Linked DNA regions of Homo sapiens: region 1 is linked to region 2. A link is a loop called in an ENCODE intact Hi-C map of the cell type or tissue named here. Cell type or tissue: mammary epithelial cell. All regions are shown on one strand. Links, peaks and the distances in the headings refer to the core of each region. The heading gives the core; the rest is flanking DNA.

Region 1 (5,779 bases), core at 389-5,388, 81 kb after region 2:
GGAATATAAGCAAGTAAACAGTGTCACTACACTGTGTGGTCAATACAATTATGGAGGTAAACACAGGTGCTGGTGACATAGGGGAAGGGCAGGTAGATCTGAAGGGGGATGAGGAAGGGTGTTGGCAAAGCTTTCGAGAGGAGCTGAGAATACAGTTGAGTTGGGAAGAACAAATAGTGATTATCCAAAGAAAGAATAGGGAAGCGTAAATAGGGCTGGAGAAGCAACTTGTTCTGGGTAGGGAAGCACCATGCTTCGGGAGCTGCAGGGTCGTGAGTTTAACGGTGGAGAATACAGCTGGGATGTGGTGAGGGATCAATCTCGGTGTGCATGGTGCAGCCCTTCGTAGATGACCCTGATATCAGTGGACATCACTTACCCATGTCTGCTTTATTTTCCAGTGGGTTCCCAGTGCTAGTGTGGTGCCTGTCAGATGGAAGGCCCTCAGTAAATATTTCCTGAATGAGTGAATGAATGAATGGATTTGGAATGTTACCCCCAGTACCCCTCGTTCCAGGAGGCAGTTAGAGTTTTACGTAAACAGAAATGTGATCTGATCAACATGCTGTTTGAGAAGGACCACTCTGGGAGCCCGAGAGTAGAAGAGGGAAGACCCGGGTCAGTGAGGCAGGTAAACAAGTGCGTGTGGGAGTGCATTTGAGGGCTGTGGAGTGAGGTGGGTGGCAAGGAAGGAATGGATTTGAGAGCTCCTTGGTGACCTACTGGATGGAAGTAAGAAATAAGGTCACCTCTAGGAGGTTTTCTGATTTCTGGTACAAGGCCTGGGTATGTGGTGGGGCCATTCACAGGACATGAGACTGGAGGTGGCGCAGCCTAAAGGCAAGATACTGGGTTCAGCTGACACCTGGAACACCCAGGTAGAAATGTCTAATGATCAGCCAAAACCTGGGCCTGGGGCCAGGAGACAGGTCTGGGCTGGAAGAAGGTCTGGACATCAGCAGGGTCTGGGCAGTGCTGGAAACCAGACAGTAGGAGGAGAGCACTCAGAGAGGGAGCCCTGTGGGGTGGGCACAGCAGTGGTCTTGGGGGCAGATGGAAGGAATCGGCAGAGGTGACCCAAAGCTGGCTAGCTGGTGGCAGTGGAACCAGTTATGGTTTGGGGGGGTGGAACAAGTTATGGTTTGGGGGAATCAATGGCAGCTGCAAGAGGACCTTGTCATTTTCACCTGCAATAGTGAAAGAATGCCCAGGTTGGAAGCTGAAAAAATAAAATCCAAGATAGAATGAGGTGGGAGGAATGGGCTGAGGCAGGCAGCTTGGAACCAAGAAGGAAGTGGATGCTGGAACTCCCTTTTTATATGGTTCCCTGGGCGAAGTGCAGGGTGAGGTGGCTTTCAGGAACCATTGGGATGAGGCGGTTTCTGCCTTTGAGTAACTTTCCATGCCACCACCCAGGAGATTAGAGCTTCTTCTTCTTTTTTTTTTTTTTTTTTTTTTTTCTGAGACAGAGTCTCGCTCTGTTGCCCAGGCTGGAGAGCAGTGGTGTGATCTCGGTGCACTGCAACCTCCACCTCCCTGGTTCAGGCAATTCCCCTGCCTCAGCCTCCCGAGTAGCTGGGATTACAGGCACATGTCACCATGTCTGGCTAGTTTTCTGTATTTTTAATAGAGACAGGGTTTCACTATGTTGGCCAGACTGGTCCTGAACTCCTGACCTCAGGCAATCCACCCACCTCGGCCTCCCAAAGTGCTGGGATTACAGGAGTGAGCCCTGTGCCCGGCCAGAGCTTCTTTTAAAAATATGTGCCTGGGGTCCTGGCCTTCACCTGTACTTTGCCTGTAATTTTCCACCTCTTGGTCTTTACTGTATAGCACTTGAGCAATCAGCTGTTCAGGGTGGTACAGCTGGAGGCACCATATGCACTTCGGCAATTACATGTCTAGACTCATTACTTACTTTCTTTTGGCACTGATTCCACATGATTCGGGCATTTCCAATCATCCCTAGTTCCACTTCTTAGATCTTCTGACCTCCTGGCCTAGCCCTGGAGAAATTTTATTGCAGTGTTTCGGGTACTGAGAACACAGGATCCTTGCTGGCCTCAGTTTCCCGTAGCTCTGATTTTTTTTTTTTTTTTGAGATGGAGTCTCGCTCTGTCCCCCAAGCTGGACTGCAGTGTGTGATTTCAGCTCACTGCAACCTCCGCCTCCCAGGTTTAAGCAATTCTCCTGACTCAGCCTCCTGAGTAGCTGGGACTACAGGTCTGCACCACCATGTCTGGCTAATTTTTTTGTATTTTTAGTAGAGATAGGGCTTCACCATATTGGCCAGGCTGGTCTCAAACCCCTGATCTCAGGTGATCCTCCTGCCTGGGCCTCCCAAAGTGCTGGGATTACAGGCGTGAGCCACCGAGCCTGGCCCCCTAGCTCTGATTCTAACCCGAGGCCTGCTCAGCACTGCTGATGCCCTATTTGGAAAAAAAACATTTGGCAATGGACCCAAGAAGCCATCAGTTTCAAGAAATTCCGCTTTGGAAGGCCAAGCAAAGGAAGCATTCCTAAATGCAGAAAAAGCCAGAGAACAAAGATGTTCATCTAGGGATTTGCTATACAAATGAAGAGTGAAAAAGTGTCACCTGAAACATCCAAGAGCAGGGGAAAGATTAAATGGACACCGGCATTTCCTGGAGTAGGATATAACACAGCAAGTCTAAATAACAGTTATGAATGTTAGTTAAAAACATTGACAAGCTCATGATTAGATATCAATGAAAAAATGGAATATAAAATTATATGTACCGTCTGATTAAATAACACATATCCATAAAAGTTTAGAAAGAAACCTCTAAAGTGTCAACAGTGGCTCAGCTTGGATTGTGGGATTATGGGCATTTTTTTGTTTCCTGAATTTTCCGTAGTAAGGTTACAGTAATCTTACAATAGCAAAATACAAATAACAATCTTTTAAAACCCTGAAGCCTAATTTGACAGGTACCTCCTCTTCTCAATTGTCCCTCAAGCATGGGCTGTCCCTGTCCTGTCCCCAGCCTGGCCTTCCTGCTCCCTATGACTCGATTCCTCCTCTTGGCTTATCTATTGATCTGGGGAGGTTTTACAGAGGCTAGCCAGAAGCTTGTGGGCACAGCCTCCTGGGCGGAACCAGACCCCCTCCCTGGGGTAGGGCAGCCAAGGCTCTCTGGTTTTGTTTTTGTGTGTGTGTGTTTTTGTTTTATTTTGTTTTTTTTTGAGACAGAGTCTCACTTTGTCACCCAGGCTGGAGTGCAGTGGCAAGATCTCTGCAACCTCTGCCTCCCGGGTTCAAGCAATTCTCATGCCTCAGCCTCCTGAATAGCTGGGATGACAGACATGTGCCACCACACCTGGCTAATTTTTGTATTTTTAGTAGAGATGGGGTTTTGCCATGTTGGCCAGGCTGGTCTCTAACTCCTGGCCTCAAGTGATCTGTCTGCCTCAGCCTCCCAAAGTGCTGGGATTACAGGTGTGAGCCACCGCGCCCCACCTCAGGGGTGTTGACTTTTAAAATGTGGGAAGAAGACAATTAAATGAGGGCTTTAAAGCTTTACATGCAGTGAGCAAGGAAGCTTCTGGAAAGCATTTGAGGCCCATTTCCCACGACTTGTCCCTGACAGTAGCTATGAAAATCCCGGGGTGGGGCTCATGGGAGTGAGGTATGCATCCTCTTGTGGGACGCTCTGGCTGAGCAGCGCAGGCCAAGAGACTTCCAGGCCACAAGGAAATAACACCATCAAGACCGGAGCGATGGCATCACGGGTATCCCCTCAGGAAAAACTCAGAAGCTGGCACAGAGGGGCACGCTGGCTGAGGTGGGGTAAGCTTCCTGGTACTCGGGAGGTCTGCTAACAAGAGGACAGGAAAGGAGACTGGGACTGGATGGCGTGGTAAGATAGGGACCTGGGCACAGGGATGGGTCACCAGTGTGTGTTGTAGCTGCTCTAGGCAGGGTAAATATTTCCCACCTGAGGAGGGAGAAAAATGCCAGTGGTGTTGCAATGTTACTGTTTTGCACAGCTGCGGACCCAGAAAAGGAGAAGGACACCCTTTCCTGCCCTACTCTAGATTAGAAGATTCCCGCTGTCTTCTATTCCTCCCCAGCTGTTTGTGTTTCAGGCCTTCTGAGGGGGATCATGCTGAAGGCACCTCCAGGGAGAGAGGATGTGGGGGGAGCAGCAATGGCAGAGACCTATGTCCCAAATGGAACCCATGGCTCCAAGGCTGAGGCTCCTCAAGCCTCCAGCTAGACCCCCTTTTTCCTCATCTCCCTCCCTGGGAACTCAACCTAGCCAAAGGCTTCAGGTACCACCCTCAGAGGGGGCACAGAGGTTGATATCCCCAGTTAAGTGGGGACAGCCCACCATCTAGAGCAGGGGTGTCCAATCTTTTGGCTTCCCTGGGCCATACTGAAAGAAGAATTGTCTTGGGCCACACATAAAGCATGCTAACACTAACAATAGCTGATGAGTTTTTTAAAAAATTGCAAAATAAACTCATAGATTTTAAGAAAGTTTACGAATTTGTGTTGGACTGCATTCAAAGCCATACTGAGACATCCTGGGCCACACTCAAAGCCATCCTGGGCTGCATTCGACCCATGGGCCATGGGTTGGACAAGCTTGATCTAGAGGAAATTCCTACCTTATTCTGCCAGCAAATATCTATTCATCACCCTCTGTGTCAGGCATTGTATCAGGGGCCAGGACCTTACCATGATTAGACCAAGGCCCTGTTCTCTGGAGCTTACATTCTACTGAAGCCTCACGGCACTGCAAACCCATTATGTGCTGCAGGCTAACACTGATGGAGCCGGGCACTGTGTTAGAGCCAAATTAGAGCTCCTTACATCCCTTCTGCTCATTAGGATCTGCTTCTTCTCAGCTCCTGGAGTGCCACTGAGCCTTCAAGTGGAGTCAGGTTTCCCCAGCTGTGGAAAGAGGGGACATCTGGGGAATAAGAGTCAAGCAGAGCTTGGTGATCTGAATCAATTTTTCTTTTAAAGCATTGGGCCTTTGTAGCAATAATGGCAAACCGCTATTAAGCACTTCCCACACTGCAGGCTGCACTGTACTTTCCGTGTATTGTGTGTGGTATATTGGACACGACCCTATGCCTTAGGTCTGATTATGTTACAGATGAGGAAACTGAACCACAGAGTTCAGTTACTTGTTCAAGGGTACACAGTCATTGGACACAGGCGGTCTGGCTTTGGCTCCATGCTCTTGACCACCAAGCTGTACTGCTGCCAACTAGCCACCTTTGGTGAGACCTGCTCTGCCTACAATTCTCTTGGATAGTTCTTCTCTTGGAAGCAAGAATTTGTATGCCATCACTGTACTCTCGTGGATTCAGATGGATCTGAAGATGGATGTCAAGTGAGATTCCTCCTCCTGATCAGAGATGGTGGTATCTGCTGTCACTTGAACTTGGCATGTGTGTCCTCAGGATACCTGGGCTATGGGCTAGCCATCTTCCATGGTGGGCATGTAGAGGCAGAGAGTGCTTGTCTCCAAACAGACAAGATGGCATGGGGAGGGTGGGGTGATGTCAGACACTTCATGAGCAGAGCAGAGACAAGATACATGTAGTCCCAGAGAAACCAAGGATGTCTTGTCTAGTTCCCCAGGAGCCCTGGATGTACGTTCTGTTACTGGATTCTAGGATGCACTCTTGAGTCCTTTGATACATCCTTGTTTTTACTTTTTTAATGTAATAATTACAAAATGATGGCCAATGAGATTGGCGAAAATATAAAGAGTGTTGCAAATAGCACTCATTCAACGAA
Region 2 (5,779 bases), core at 486-5,485:
ACAATTGTTTAATTGCTTGAGCCCAACTGATACTCTTTCAGTCACTTTAAGGGAGTGATTTCAAGTATGATCATTGCCTCAAATCTGTATGGCTTTCCTTGCCTTTCAGGTGCTTTAAGAGGGCTTATGTTCTTTGACTCCCCTAGTAACTCAAAAGGGTGGCTAAGATGCAACTCTGGAGGTTTCCAAGCTCTCTGCAAAGCCTGCCTTCAGTAGTCTGTGCACCACAAGAAGCATAACTTTATTATCCTCTAGCTGAATTTACCTCCTGCTTCGAGCCCCTGTTTTCCCATGTCATTTTAGGGGTCCAATGTTTTTCCTGGAGGCATATACACACACACACACACACACACACACACACACACACACACACACACACACACATATATACACACACACATTCCAGGGGCCTCTGAGGTGCCAAGACATGTGTGGGGTCCATCTGGTTCACACTGATGTCCATGATCATTGAGTTCATTTTTTATATCAACTATGTGACACTTCCTATAGTTTCCAGTTCCTGGTTAGAATTTGCAAAGTTGCCGACTATTTCTTTGAATAGAGTAGCTAGATCATGGGTCTACACCAGTCATCAAGCAGCGATTTCCCTGTTGGAAGCTCCAAGCAAATTGTCAGCTCCAGCATTCCACACAGCTGTGGGTGCCACACTCCTTTTCCTTTTAAAAGATGATGATCTGCTAGTGGTGAATGCTCTTGGAGTTTTATTTGTAGGTTTTTCTTGTTGTCGCAAATGTCTATATTTCATCTTCCCTCTTGAGGGATATTTTCCATGGGTAGAGGATCTAGGCTTTTCTTTTGGATTCCATTGTGGCTTTAAAAAAAAGTCAGTTGACTGTTTATTTATGGCTTCTCTAAAGGTGATCTCTTTCTTCCTAAGGCTGCTTTAAAAGTTTCCGTTCCCTCCCTCCCTTCCTCCCACCCCATCCCCCTTCTTCCTTTCCTTCCTCCCTCCCTTCCTCCCTTCTCTTCCTCCCTTTCTCCCTTGTCTTCCTCCTTTTCTCCCATCCTCCCTTCCTCCCTCTTTCCTTCTTTTTTCCCTTCCTCCCGCCCTCCTTCCTTCTTCCATCATTATATATTAAAATATTTTCTTTCTTTCTTTTTTTTTTTTGAGATGGAGTTTCGCTCTTGTTGCCCAGGCTGGAGTGCAACGGTGTGATCTTGGCTTACTGCAACCTCCACCTCCCTGGTTCAAGCGATTCACCTGCCTCAGCCTCCCTAGTAGCTGGGATTACAGGTGCCCGCCACCACACCCAGCTAATTTTTGTAATTGTAGTAGAGATGGGGTTTCACCATGTGGGCCAGGCTGGTCTTGAACTCCTGAACTCAGGTAATCCACCCGCCTTGTCCTCCCAAAGTGCTGGAATTACAGGCATGAGCCACCACTCCCAGCCTATTAAAATATTTTCTTCTGGGCCTTCCCTCCTTTTACTTCTTTTGATACCGCCATCAAATGCATGTTAGGTTGACTCACTGTGTACTCTATTACCCTCTCATCTGGTTTTTAATCTTTCTGTCTCCTTATACTGTAATCTCAGTGTTTCTTCTGCTTTAATTTTGGTATATGAATTATTCAGCTGTGTTCAAAGTGTGGTTAAAGCGACTTATATGCTCTTTAATTTTTAGTTATTGTACTTTTCACCTCTAGAAGTTCTTCTGTGACACTTCTTATAGTTTCCAGTTCCTGGTTAGAATTTGCAAACTTGTTGACTATTTCTTTGAAAAGAGTAGCTAGAATTGTTTTAGTCTGTGTATAGTGAGTTGAATATCTGAAACCTCTGTGAGTCTGTTTCTTTTGTCTGCTAGCCCTACTCATGGCGTCATGTTTTCCTGGATGTTTAGTTGGTTGTCTTTGAATATGTCCAACTCCAGTTATTTCTGGGAATACCCAAAGGCACACCTGTTCACTATCACCCAGTGAACTGCCATGTGTTTGTCTCCTGTCATGGTAACATTTGCATTCAGGGAGAGGCCTCTGCTCTCTGCAGAACAGTGTGAAATCACCTCATTTTTGCCTTCAATGAAGGTTGTCTCTTGCTGGTCACCACCACTTCCTCAAATGACTAATGCCACTCTTGCTCACAGTGCTAAGGCGCTAAGGAGTTTTCAGAGGGCTAGAGTGATTCTGCATCCTCTGGGGTTCTCAGGAAACGAGGCCACAGGGCCATCTGTGCATGAGTGACAGTGGGGTGGGGTGGATGAGCAGTGGCAGTGGTGGGCACCTATGCTGCTGGCGCCACAGCTTTTTATATCTTGGTGAAAACAACGCCTTGCGTTTTCACTTGTAGATTCTCCGGCTACATTCCACAAGAACAAATTCTGGTCACAGAGGCCAGAGTAGACTATCAGTGTAATGGCCCTTCCCCTTTGATGATAGCAGCTTTTTTCGGGGGAGCAGGGGTGGCCAAACTTCCTAGCCTTATTTTATCTTCCTTTCTAGTTCTCCCCAGAGGCTGCTGGGTCCACCTCTCCCTCTGCCAGACAGACAGGCTCAGACATGCAAGAACGGAAGGGGGTGTGGGGGTTGGTGGGAGGATTAAGTTGGGGAAAGCCAGTCTTGTCTTTGTAGATTACCAGAACTGACACACGTACACACACGTACACTCACTCACTCACTCACTCATCTATTCATCTATTTTTGGCCTAAGTGCCTTTGGACACTTCTTCGGAAAAGCACATGAACTCTTCGGAGTCTCCTGTTCCACTTGGTAAATTTCCTATAGCCACGCACTGAAAGTCCCTGCTGCCCTCCTTCCTCTGAGCTTGTGGGGCCCACAGATCCCCTGCTCCACTTCCTGCTTCATTTCAGCTGATGGTGAGTCCAGGGCAGGCTTGTAGGAAGGGCGGGCTAGGCGTGGGGAACTGCAGCACCCACCCCACCCCCCGCCCCAGTGCTTGTTGCCCCAGCCTCTGTCTCCCTCGCTGTGCCCTTCCCTTAAGCCCCACTCTTGGCCTCCCCAAAGACAGAGTTTGTTCTGTTTTTATTGATAGGATGACACTCCCTCGTTCTAATACCATCTGAATGCCTGAGCAATTACATCTTACAACCTCATGAAAAACACAGCAGCTTGTCACGATGAATGATGTTACCGTGAATAATGCAGTTTTGAGTTCAAACTCCTTCTTATTCCAAGAATGAGTAAATATCCCTATTCCCTCCCCTCCCCATTGCATTTGGGTTTGACATGACATGAATCATTGTGGTTTTACTCCTGGGTAGAATTGTTTTTCTGTATTGCATTGCCAATTGATGGAAGGACAAAAAAAGGAAACTTACCAATGAGCAGTTTCAGATGAACTTAAATTCTCAGAAATCTTGAAGAATGAATGAACTATAACTTTCTGAAGTTGCAAAAATGTTCAAGTCGGAAGTGACCCATGGGAAGCAACCTGGTCCTTAATTAGGACTGGAAAGAAAACGGAGGCCCAGCGAGGGAACAGTGGCTTCCCCAAGGTCACACTGCAAGTGAGTGGTGGCACTAGTCACCCAGGAGTCCTCCTGACTCCATGGTATCCTGACCCCAGACCAGCAGCCTTATTTGTGGTTAAAGAACGTGGAAAAACAGCTTATGTTTGAATTTTAAAATCATGCCAGTACTAAAGATCTGCATTCCATGAATATTGAGCTTTGCTGTGTGCGGGTTGCTACGAATTTTGTAACTATTTTCTCTAAGAGCTCTCAGTATTTTACATATACAATTCCATTCTTTATTGTCCAGGGAAAAAGTTGCATTTACTGAGCAGTAAGAGGGTGATTTGAAGTCCCTGGGGTCCCCCACCCTTGTCTTTCTATGTGAGATTGTATTGCAGGGCTCACATTTATTCTCTCAGCAGCTCATTGCACAGACAGTGTATTTATTGAGCACCTACTGTGTGCCAGGAGCTATGTGGTAAGCTAAGCAGACAAAAACTCCTGCTCTCACAAGAAGAAAGAATAAACAAGCAGACAATTGCACCTATAATGTCAGCCTGGTGTGATGGCTCACTCCTGGAATCCTAGCACTTTGGGAGGTGACGATGGGAGGATTGCTTTAACTCGGGAGTTCAAGATAAGCCTGGGCAACCAAGACCCTGTCTCTACAAAAAAATCAAAAAATTAGCTGGGGGTGATGGCATGAGTCTCTGGTCCCTCGGGACCAGAGGCCTCGGGAGGCTGAGGCGGGTTTATCACTTGAGCCTGGGAGGTTGAGGCTGCAGTGAGCTGTGATCACACCACTGCACTCCAGCCTGGGCCACAGAGCGAGACCCTGTCTCTAAATAAACAAACAACCTAATGTCAAGTTAGGAAGTGTGGCAAAAAGGAACAAAGTCAGGGTGACTGCCATTCTAGAAAGGGTGGTGAGGGAAGGTCTCCTTGAGCAGATCCTGTGGGAGTGGAAGGGTAAGTCACGAGACTCTCTGGAGGAAGAAGATTCCAGGTGGAAATGCCTTAGTGGGTGTTAAACGCTTTAACGGGTGTTAGCCAGAAAGCCAGAATGGCTGGAGCTGAGGGAGTAGAGGAGGCGGCATAGAAAATGAGGTCAGAGATGGAGGCAGGGCCGGATCACAGAGGGGCACAGAGAACGAGGAGGGAATTGGATTTTTGGAAAAGATTGTGGCAAAATACAAAATATAAAATACAAAAATAAAATATAAACCATAAAATGTACTACCTTTACCATTTTAAGTATGCAGTTCAGTAGTGTTAAATACATTTACATCATTGTTCAACCCGTCTCCAGAACTCTCTGCATCTTGCAAAATTAAAACTCTATGCCATTTCAACAGTTCGCATTTCCTCTTCCCTCTCGTTCATGGCAACCGCCATTTTTCTTTCTGTCTCTGTAAATGTTAGTACTTGGGGTATCTCATCTAAGTGGAATCACACAGTGTGTGTCCTTTTGTGACAGACTTATTTCACTTTGCATAATGTCCTTAATATTCATCCATGTTGTAGCATGTGTCAGATTTTCCTTCCTTCTTAACATTGTGTAATATTCCATTGTACGCATAGACTACATTTAGCTTATCTGTTCACCTGTGGATGGACACTTGGGTTGCTATAGTGAATAATATTGCTGTAAATATGGGTATACGATTATCTCTTTGTGACCCTGCTTTTAATTGTTTTGGATATATACCCAGAAATGGAATTACTGAATCATGTGGAGATTCTGTTTTTGATTTATTTATTTATTTTTAATTTTTGAGATGGAGTCTCGTTCTGTCACCCAGGCTGGAGTGCAGTGACACGATCTCTGCTCACTGCAACCTCTGCCTCCTTGCACCATTAATTCTGAAAATGCAGGCCTGGATCCAACCGCCTTTGGGGACGGGTACCTGCCCACAGGAAGAGGTTGAGGAGACAATAATGTCACGAGAATCATCATCTTTGACTGGGAAATGGTGTGCAGAGTTTCTGGTGCCTTCTGAAGTGATTGTCGCATCTCAGCCTCCCTAGTAGCTGGGATTACAGGCATTTGCCACCAAGCCCGGCTAATTTTTGTATTTTTAGTAGAGACGGGGTTTCATCATGTTGGCCAGGCTGGTCTCAAACTCCTGACCTCAGGTGATCCACCTGCCTCAGCCTCCCAAAGTGCTGGGATTATAGGTGTGAGCCATGCACCTGGCCTGATTGGTTATTTAAATTCTGAGATGGGGTATACTAATGTTTGAAAACCACAGGGATGGGATAGGTATAGGTGGGGAGGGAGAGCAAAAGTGGTATTTAGAATATGTTACGTTTGAAAAACCTAATACACATTCTACATCCAAGTGGACA

Evidence for each region. Hi-C counts contacts between places; a loop is a spot of excess contacts. Peaks named below come from ENCODE experiments on the same cell type or tissue, not always from the same donor. Only the 100,000 strongest peaks of a DNase experiment are listed, where the experiment ranks them.
Region 1: it touches region 2 in a loop (2.3-fold over the local background); 3 of 110 quality-filtered maps call a loop at or near these places.

The regions. Positions count from the first base shown.
Region 1 is chr21:34,054,431-34,060,209 of GRCh38, forward strand. No RefSeq gene overlaps it. Among named protein-coding and RNA genes, the nearest start is that of MRPS6, 16 kb to the right of the region's middle. In mammary epithelial cell, for the core only: no CTCF peak of the experiment used is centred there; no DNase peak of the experiment used is centred there.
Region 2 is chr21:33,973,719-33,979,497 of GRCh38, forward strand. It overlaps LOC101928126 (a long non-coding RNA gene), which reads left to right and starts at 2,664. Exons shown (of 2, transcript NR_134561.1): 1 at 2,664-2,833; 2 at 3,010-3,973. RefSeq lists enhancers at 2,161-3,360, 2,432-2,961. In mammary epithelial cell, for the core only: no CTCF peak of the experiment used is centred there; DNase peaks (open chromatin) are centred at 2,033, 2,563 and 3,123; H3K27ac peaks cover 2,587 bases.